2 separate regions of the Homo sapiens genome follow, and region 2 is linked to region 1. A link is a loop called in an ENCODE intact Hi-C map of the cell type or tissue named here. Cell type or tissue: endothelial cell of umbilical vein. All regions are shown on one strand.

Region 1 (5,000 bases):
TACTTAACAGATAGTGCAAGTCTCTATAATGCTGACAGGAGTGTTTGCAGAAAGAAATAACTCAGCCACCCTACAAGCGCTACAAACCCCCCAGCAGCCTGCTTGTTGGGAGACATTTTTAGTGAGATGAATGTCCTTTGCTTTTCAGCATTTAGCACATACCTGTTCTGCAGACAAGCATTCTGCTAAGTTACCAGATCACCAAAGGTGAAGGATAAATCACTCCACATGCAGTAATTATTACAGAATACAAAAGGATATTAACAATAAAATTAAAAAGTAGGCAGTATTTTCTCATTAAATGTTTATTTGGACTCGTATTTGTTGGCTTGATTTACTTAAGTTGTTACCAGGGAGAATCTTCACTGCTTCTGTTTCAGAAAAATTTAAGTTTCAGGTTTTAGTGATACATACTTAAGTCCTACACACAAGCTGCTCTAGCACATTATAAAAACATATTCATCTTGTTTAAGGTTGTGTCTACTTAGAAAGATGTTACTACAACTGTCTCACCTATAACATAGTCAGTCCATGGCACAGAGATAAATAACACATCAGTCAAGAAAACTGGTCAAGTATGTCTTTTTTAACGTAAAAGTTTAATTTTTATTATGAAAATTCATGGTTTCACATGAAAGAATTACATTAGGCTAACTGGTAGATTCAAACTGAAAGGAGCATCTACCTGTCAGGTGTGTTTTCATAGGCAGCACTTAATCTGTGGAATAAACTGAGCATCAGTCTATATTTCAAAAATATTTTGAAAAATATTTTGTAAAAGAGCATTTTGTTCTTTTTCTAAATCTTTACCATATATAAACCTCAGCAAGGACTTCAAAAGAAAATGTACGATTTATTAAAAGCTCAACCAGTAATAAAAAGAGCTGCAAATCTAACAAGAAATGGGAGCTTTCTTACCAAAAATGAATAAATGAATGAATAAAATTCAAAATCAACTTCGACAAATCTCTTTGCTGATAGTTAAAGCAAACAGATGTAACAATAAGTTTTACTCCAACTTGATTTCATGTCAGCTGCTGAAATATATGATGATTCAAATCTGACCTCTTTCTTACCATTTTAGTCCTTTCATCGCTCTTTCATTTCAGATAATTCTCCACTCAGCCATTTGGTAAAGCATTTCCAAACAATAGAGTACTAATGCTTGTTTATGTTCAAGTTGTTCACCCAGATTTTAAACTAGGTAAAAAGGGCAATGTTATGTGTGATATTTGTATTTCAGAACAGCATTTGGTGTCACTGAGGACTAGTATAAGTTGCTTACAGGCCTATTATTTAAAGAAATACTAACATACAGAACACAGCAAAATAAATATTCTCCAACTTAAACATTTTACATTTGGAGTCTCTAGAGTCAGGATTATCAACAGACTCACAGTAAAAAATAGTTTTTATTCCAAGAGCTCCTAAAGCTTCTAAAAATTCCTAATTTATTCCAATGATTTATTTATTATTATTATTTTTTGAGACAGAGTCTTACTCTGTTGCCCAGACTGGAGGGCAGTGGCGCGATCTGGGCTCACTGCAACCTCCACTTCCTGGGTTCAAGCGATTCTCCTGCCTCAGCCTCCTGAGTAGCTGGGACTACAGTCACATACCACCACACCTGGCTAATTTTTTGTACTTTTAGTAGAGACGTGGTTTTGCCATGTTGGCCAGGCTGGTCTCGAACTCCTGGCCTCAAGTGATCCACCAGCCTCGGTCTCCCAAAGTGCCTGGATTACAGGCATGAGCCACTGCACCCAACCCCCTATTCTAATAATTTTTAACTAGATGATCCATTTGACAATATTTTTAGATGATCTATTTTAAGAATGTACATTTATTCATTTTTCCCTCAGGAAACTTTTGCCAGAAACTCACAGAGTTTTTCAAAAAGGATGAGGTTACGGTTACCACTTTCACCTCTTTTTACAGTTTAAACTTTGGAACTTGTCCCTTTGAGTCTGAGATAATTATGAATGACCTTGACTTGTTAACTCTGCTACTTTTTTGGAAGACATTCCCTATATAAACTTACTGTAAACAAAGAAATGAACAGATTTCTCCCCTCACCAAATTTACAGATTTTAAAAACATTTCTGATGGGATCTCCCAGACTATTTCACTTACAACACTGGTTTTCCACCATCCCTTTCTAGCTCAAGTTCTTTTTCCTTTCTTACAACAGGAAACAATGCAATTGTTCTAGTTGCCATTTCCTGCTTCATGTTGATCTGCATGCCAGTGTGTCTATAGTGGTGCTTGGCTCTTTCTGCCTAATAATTCCTTTTAATTTATATTGGCACTCTATCATGACTTTGAACTTTAAAGCCAAGCAGATAATATTCTGAATCACTAATTTTCCATGAAGTCATGTGAGAAACACTTTAAGTGAACCGTTCCGGATCAGGGTGACACGCTGCTTTGCTACCTTTCCAACTGGCACCACGTTGCCGCCTTTGGGACATTCTTTAGGGCCAGTGCTCCTGGACTATTTTGCAGTTAATTCTTTTATTTTTCCTTTCCTTATAAAAGAACCACATGCCTCCAATGGTGCTCCAAACTTCAGAACAAAAGTATTTCAGTTGATAGCAATCTTACAGTCAAGCAGCACATAATATTACAAAGGATTTTAATAATCTTGAGTAACAGTCTGTTCACAGGGATGACTATCTCCTAGTGAAATCACTTTAAGAAAGCAGTGAGTCACTGGTGTTATAATAAACAGCCACACTAACAGGCAGTATAACAAAGGAAAGGCAACATAATATTCCTCAAACGGAGTTAAGATAGACCAGATCTTAGAATAACTCAGCCATGACTAAAATTGGGCTCACAATGAAACAAAATACAGTGGAATTATCTGATGACTCGAAGGTTCCTTGACTGCTGTTTTGTACACTGTGCTGATTACATATTCCGTATTGAATAACGTGAACAAACAAATTAAGGAATGCACGAGGACAAAAATAAATAATATTGCCAAAGCAAACAAAGCACGAAGACCTGGTAAATATCAGCAGGTGGCCAATCTGCACCTCACACCCACCCTACCTTAACACCTAGAAATCATTTATTCCACATCTGTATGTATTTGTACCCAACTTAACTGGAATGTCATTTAACACCACAGTGCAATTCTGCCATTGTGTAGGTTTTAGTCTGTGAGGCCTGTTCCTTGAGAAGGTGTTTATTTCTCTGATTACTTTGCCTGCACTTGGACTAGAGTGGGAGAGATACTTTGACTCATGATAGGAACCCAAAAGGATGGTCAACAGTGATTTACATATTAATCTATTCAATTTCACTTTGAAAAAGATAAGGATATCTTTAATCATAACATCCTGGTCACTATATATGAAGATGACATACATTCCAAAATACAAAATGTAAACACATACAGAATGCTAAATATTATTAATGTAACCCTAACTTTAACATGCTGTACTGAATGAAACACTTCTAACCTGCCTAAAAACCAAGTACCCTCCAGTGCACTTAGACTCGTAATTAAATAACTTTGCAGCTAGTGCTATGAATATTTTGCACTATAGGATTATGACCTTATTCATTCTGCTGGCAAAGGAATTCCAAACAAGTTCCCTCCTTTTCCGAGTATTTCTTTTCCCTACTGCAAAACCTGCATAAGCTAGAGGAAAAGAAAATTTAATTAAACACTTGGTTTATGAGTTACACTTCAGTATCATCTTTTTTATTTTTAATTAGATGTAGAAATACTCTCCTTCTTAATGACAGCCCGATGCTACAGCAAGCAAGATCTTGTGGGTCTGAACAGACGTTCACTAGCCTGCTGGCTGTCATCACAAAGGACGACTGATGATATTTTTCCTAATATAAAGCTTAAAAAGTTAAATGTCAAACCATATGTCACATTTAAATATATATTTCGTAAAAAGCCAACAAGTTTGTTATTGTGGTTTTCAGATAGAAATTGTTCTTGGAGCCCTGTTGGGTAGCCATGCTCACAGCAGCACAGTCTCACTAAAATGAAGTACAGACTCCCTCAAGTTCAAAGACTGTGTTTAGGCTGCCACCAGGAGAGAGATGCTTAGATACCTTAGCAGCAAATCCTCTTTACCTTGCAGGCTTTTTTTGTTTTGAAATGAGGTAAGTTGTGCCTCATGATCATTTTAAATTCGAAAAGCTACTAAAACATATTGAACCTAGCATGGAATAAAAGAAGGTGGTAATCAATGTACTTCAGCTCCAATAAACTTTCTCCACATTTAAATAACATTACTTATATTACACTTTCACTACAGAGATAAAAAATCTGAAATAGGAACTATAAATAGGTACCAGTTGTTAAATATTGCTTTTATTTATTTTTTTAAGACAGGTCTCACTCTGTTGCCCAGGCTGGAATGCAGTGGTGCAATCATGACTCACTGTGGCCTTGACCTCCCTGGGCTCAGAAGATCCTCCTACCTCATTCCCCCAAGTAGCTGGGACTACAGTCACAGAGCTACCACGCCTGGTTAATGGTTTTTTTTTTTTTTAAATAGAGACGGGTTTTGCCCTGTTGCCTAGGCTGGTCTTGAACTCCTGGGCTCAAGCTATCTACCTGCCTCAGCTTCCCAAAGTGCTGGGATTACAGGCATGAGCCATCATGCCCAGCCTTAATATTGCTAATCTCAATAAGCATTTAGCTGCACAAGGCACTGTTTTAAAAGCCAAGAGGGGATGAACAGAAATAAGACAAATCCTCTTTGGTCTCTTATTTTGTGTAAATTGAATCATATTCTTTGTAAGTATGGGGAATATTCATTCTACTTCACTCCTGTTGTCCCAATGTAATTATTAATAGGCCTCCTTTCACAGCCAAGTGTTTTGGATGAGAAATCATGTGGTCGCCCTATTTACAAAGAATATTTGTAATCAAACTTATCATAAGCTTTCCAAAACAATGAAAATTCCCTTAGACAGCCAAGGCCATCCAAATCTTCAGATATTTTTCTGACAATTTTCTGATTCTG
Region 2 (5,000 bases), 83 kb before region 1:
TAGTCATTGAAGACTAACAGACAATTGGTATTTGCTTACCAAGCTATACTATATCTTGCCAAATTTCAATATTACCAAGAAAATAATGACCATTCCAGAAAACATTAATAACACTTATCCTTAAATATAAACAGCAGCCCATTAGGGCTTAAGTGCGTCACAGACAGCTTCATCGAGTTGAGTATTCATGGCTGGCGATTTCCCTCTGAGGTAGCTATGAAGACTAGTAAGGTAACTGGAATTTATAGAATTGGGTAACTAGTGTGTTAAGCCAATCCTGGGAGTGAGCCAAGATAAGAAAGCCAAAAATGATTCCACTGCTATAAACTAAAGCCAAACAATGAAGACAACTGATTTAAGACTCCAGACACTGTTCATTCTCAAGTTCTTAACTAGGCCTAGACCACTGAAATCTGGCTCCAAAATATTCCACGGAATGAACGATGTGCCAAGGCCTATGCCTGGCCCTCCTCCACCCAGGACTGCTTTCCCCACACCGCAGGCTGCACAGCCCCACTCGCTGTCCCTTGGGGCATGGTGGCACAAACCCTACTTCTGCTTTTAGCTTTTGTCACTGACTCTTCTTCAAGAGGTAATTTGACCCATTACCTTTTTAATAAAACAAATTGACTCATTCCACCTATAGCTTCTCAATTTGAGTCTCCTGGCTTGAAAAGAGCCAGTGGGAATCAAGGAACAATGAGAAAGGTAATGGATTTTCTAACATGGATGTGTGGCCAACCACATCGTTCGGCCAGGCAGTGGCCAGGCCAAATGGAAAGATGCCTTAAAGAAAGAAAACCTCAATTTAGCGATTTCCATAATTTATGAGGAATTGGTAAATTTCTGATACAATCAGAAATAAGCATTTTTATTTTTTAATTGTTTTGTGGAGATGGGGTCTCACTATGTTGCTCAGGCTGGTCTCAAACTCTTGGGCTCAAGTAATCCTGCCTTGGCCTCCTGAGGCTAGAGCCACCATATCCGGCTGCCTGAAATAAGTAGTTTTAAATGCCAGTTTCACACTATACTTGTAAAAGTTATACATTTCACTAGAGCAAATGTCAAACAAGTTGATTTTGAGGCGGAATGAAGAGACACGACATCGATACCTAAGCTTCCACACAGGGAAGAGGATTTACGAAGACCCAGAAAGCCAGACAGAGAATGGTCTATCTTTCCGGGAAAAATGCCCAGAGGCAGCCGATGAAACCCCCTAAGTAATGCTGCAGTGTCTCAAGTCCCTCTTCAATCTGCTCAGTGTTCCTCCCTGTGACTCTTATATCCAATTTATTACACCTTTCACTCATGGGGGAGGATATGTCAACACAGAGGCAAATGCAAACATTCAGATGAAATGTAAAACACAACCTAGTTTCCAAACAGCTTTCTAGTTGGCCTTGTACAGGCTCAACAGCCAGATGACTATTCTCAATTTTTTTCTCATCCCTGATTAAATACAGTACCGACTTCCTTTCAAATGAGAATTCCAGAAAGCAATGTCTAAACATTAGCAATCTTCCTAATTGTTATTCTTTGCCATGGGTACCATCAGGCTACCTTGGTGATGTTTAGATTGCTAAGGATTATAAAGATGCCTCTTCATAGGAGTATCTACCAATCCACATTCAAGGGGCCCAAAAAACTCTCACACTACCCCAAAACATGTTTTGCTGAAATAGATATTCATTCTTCTTTTTTTTTTTTGAGACGGAGTCTTGCTCTGTTGCCAGGCTGGAGTGCAATGGCACGATCTGGGCTCACTGCAACCTCCGCCTCCCAGGTTCAAGCAATTCTCCTGCCTCAGCCTCCCAAGTAACTGGGGCTACAGGCATGTACCACCACGCCTGGCTAATTTTTTGTATTTTTAGTAGAGACGGGGTTTCACCATGTTAGCCAGGATGGTCTCAATCTCCTGACCTCGTGATCTGCCTGCCTCGGCCTCCCAAAGTGCTGGGATTATAGGCGTGAGCCACCGCACCTGGCCAATATTCATTCTTTCTAAAAGTTTGCATTTCTTATCTGGAAAGTCTGAAACAGAAGTCCCAAATTCTCTTTAGGAGTAAAAGGAAAACAATGTTGTAAAATAAGAATAGTTCAATAAACTGCAAGTAATCTCTGGGATGCTTCCCAAAAGTGTACAAAAAGGAACCCAGGGCCATCATCTCCCAAGAGGCTGTAAGGCAGTACAAAGACAAACAGCTCACCATGGCCAGAGCCCCTGTCAATAGCGCCGAGTGCTTGGTAATTTATTACCTCTGGTCCCTGGACTGCAGTGAAGGAAACTGGAATGTCATACCTTCATTCACAACACTGTCTCATGGAATTATTTTTTCCGGATTCCTTGGGAAGTTAAAGTATTTGAGAAGAATATCAGGAACTGTTGTTTCAGCCTGTTTTGTGAGTAGATAATTGCCTTCCAACTCCATTATTTCAGGAAATGATGTGTGCGGCATTGTTCCTAGATGAGGGGAGCAATGTGTTTTAGCAAGACCCATACATGCATATGAAAACAAAACAAAACAAAAGGCATGCAGTCTAAGTCACTTCACTCAACTCAGACTTTTAAAATCTGGTCTCTAGATAAGAGGCTGGCCCCAGACAACCTACCCACATACCAATAACATTCTTTTGAAAGGGTGTAAGCAAAATTTGTTTTAAGAAGTGAGAAATTTTTACCAAAATTACTAAATGTGGTAATAAATAACTTCGACAAATTAAGTGCTATCAAAATGGGTTCAGCAGAGACCTATTTGAAAGGCTAAATTTTTCTCTGATTTGGGTCTGAGTCAAAGACCAGCATGGGAACTAGAAGTAAAACACATTTCATCCTGAAAAATACCTTTGATTCCATGGAATATATTAGCTGATCTTCCTGAAATGTGACATCATTTGTGGTACCAGCTGTATGGGTGTGCCATCTAAGGATTTACTAAACTAGTATTTCTTTGGTTTAATATGTATTTTAAGACCACAGAAAAAAGTCTAATCCAACTAAGTGGTCCAAGGGGAACTGTTATGGACTTCATTCTAAGAAGCTTAAATTTCTTATGATCATGACCTGTTGACCTTTTAATGGATGGATTACACAGAGCAAATTCCCAAATGGACATCTAGAATTGATGATAATGATAATCATTGTTATAAAGGAAACATTAAATATAGCACATGTGAGGTTCTATTTTACATATATTAACTCATTTAATCCTCAAAACAAACTTACGAGGTTAAGTATTGGTCTTTTTACCACCCGTATTTTACAGGTGGGGAAACTGAGGCACAGATATTGAGGTTTGAGATGCCTATTAGGCATCTCAGTGCAGATGTTAATCAGGTGGTCAAATATGTGAGGAAAAAAACAGGGCTGGAGATACAAATTGGGGAGTTGATAGTTAATCATCCTAAGACTGGCTGCAGGGAAGTATCTGCAGGGAAGAGATAGCTGGAGGTCTGGCCTTGAGGCATATCAATAATTAGAGGTTGGAAAGAGGAGGAACACCCAGAGAGGCAGAAAGCAAACCAGGAATAGCTGGTCATCAAAAAGCCAAGTGAAGAAAGTGTTTCTAGAAGGAGAGAGTAATCGATTGTACCTACTGCCGTTGAAAAATAAGGTGAAAACTCAGGACCATTGGATTTGGCCCAATGGAGGTGGCTGGTGGTTTCAGGGGAGGAGTGGTACTGAAAGCCAAGCTGGAAAGGGTTCAAGGGAGAATACAGAATGCGGTAAGTGGACACAGCAGCAAATACTGGCAGCTCCTTCCAGGCATTTTGCTATAAACGTGAGCAGATAAATGGAGCAGTAGCTAAAGGGAAAATGGGGAGCATAGGGAAGGCTTCTTGGGGTTAGGTGGCAGTTTATAACGCATTTATAATATGCTGAATTAATGATTTTGCATAATCTAAATTTTCTTCATCTTCTGAAAAAAATAAAATTAGTTTGATAATTAATGTTCAAAACATGCATTTCTGTTCTGCACACATTTAATCCATGTTTTGTTTTGCAAGAAGCAGGATAGGTTACACATCGTTGTCTACACTTGGTTCAGCCAGTCAGTCAGCCTCAGCAATGAGTGTTCCAGGTTACTTTTCAGTTGCTATAGCCTGCAATTTTGCTATCCCTAACACTGTAAGTGTTAGGAACTTGCAGAGGGAACTTGCTTTTTTCTTCATGAAAATTTAGTCTAGATGCTCCTAGGTGGGCAATGGAGGGGGAAACGTCCACATGGAGAGTAGTAACTAGACCTCACGGGACAACATCTACCTTCTTTGAGATTTCTCCCTGCCACCACCACTATCCAATACTTTTGGTGTTGAGGGACAGTGCCTTGCTTAACTTCCTCTACATAGCTGAGATCATGTTGGAACATTTAAACGAAGTTTCATGGAGAATTTGGGGGTTACAACATGGAAATGGCCACACAATACAATATAGAGAATCTGGTTTACAAAACATAACTCACTCATCTCTGGTTCAGGTGCTCCTACAAAGATGACTGCGTGACCTGTAGTCCACTTCTGTGAGGCAGAGGTTATCTGTAACCCCTGCCCACTGTGGAGGGAGAGAGAGAAGAAAGAAAAGGGGTAGGGGGAGAGAGAGGGTGAGAGAGGTAGGTTCTCACACCCACCTAGTCCTCTTTAAGAACGCACCACTTTCTCAGGTGATTAACATTAGTAAGGTCTATTCATTTCAGGACTTAAGTATAGTCTTATTCTGTGGCCTTAATTAGTCTTATTCTGTGGCCTACATAAGATTTTAACACAGTAAACCCAACATCCATATAAGACACACACACATACACACACACACCCCAGATACAGAAGAGAAGAGGGATTTTGTTATGCTCTCATGATTGCAGATACCACTGGGACCTGGGATCTCCAAGTGGGAGCCGAATTCACTTCATAAGATACCTAGGTCTGTGATAGCCAGGGGCCAGTCGGGGCAAGAAGGAAGGGATGAAAATAAACCCTTGGGGACTGCTCTGCACTTTCACTAGTCA

The links. Peaks named below come from ENCODE experiments on the same cell type or tissue, not always from the same donor. Only the 100,000 strongest peaks of a DNase experiment are listed, where the experiment ranks them.
Region 2: it touches region 1 in a loop (16-fold over the local background); 1 of 110 quality-filtered maps calls a loop at or near these places.

Annotation. Positions count from the first base shown.
Region 1 is chr6:8,080,810-8,085,809 of GRCh38, forward strand. The region is part of intron 3 of EEF1E1 (eukaryotic translation elongation factor 1 epsilon 1); the gene reads right to left. All of the region lies in intron 3 of EEF1E1-BLOC1S5 (EEF1E1-BLOC1S5 readthrough (NMD candidate)), which reads right to left. Among named protein-coding and RNA genes, the nearest start is that of BLOC1S5-TXNDC5, 19 kb to the left of the region's middle. In endothelial cell of umbilical vein, no CTCF peak of the experiment used is centred here; DNase peaks (open chromatin) are centred at 2,332, 2,782 and 4,442; H3K27ac peaks cover 5,000 bases.
Region 2 is chr6:7,998,023-8,003,022 of GRCh38, forward strand. The region is part of intron 4 of BLOC1S5-TXNDC5 (BLOC1S5-TXNDC5 readthrough (NMD candidate)); the gene reads right to left. Among named protein-coding and RNA genes, the nearest start is that of BLOC1S5, 64 kb to the right of the region's middle. In endothelial cell of umbilical vein, no CTCF peak of the experiment used is centred here; DNase peaks (open chromatin) are centred at 2,389 and 3,579; H3K27ac peaks cover 4,855 bases.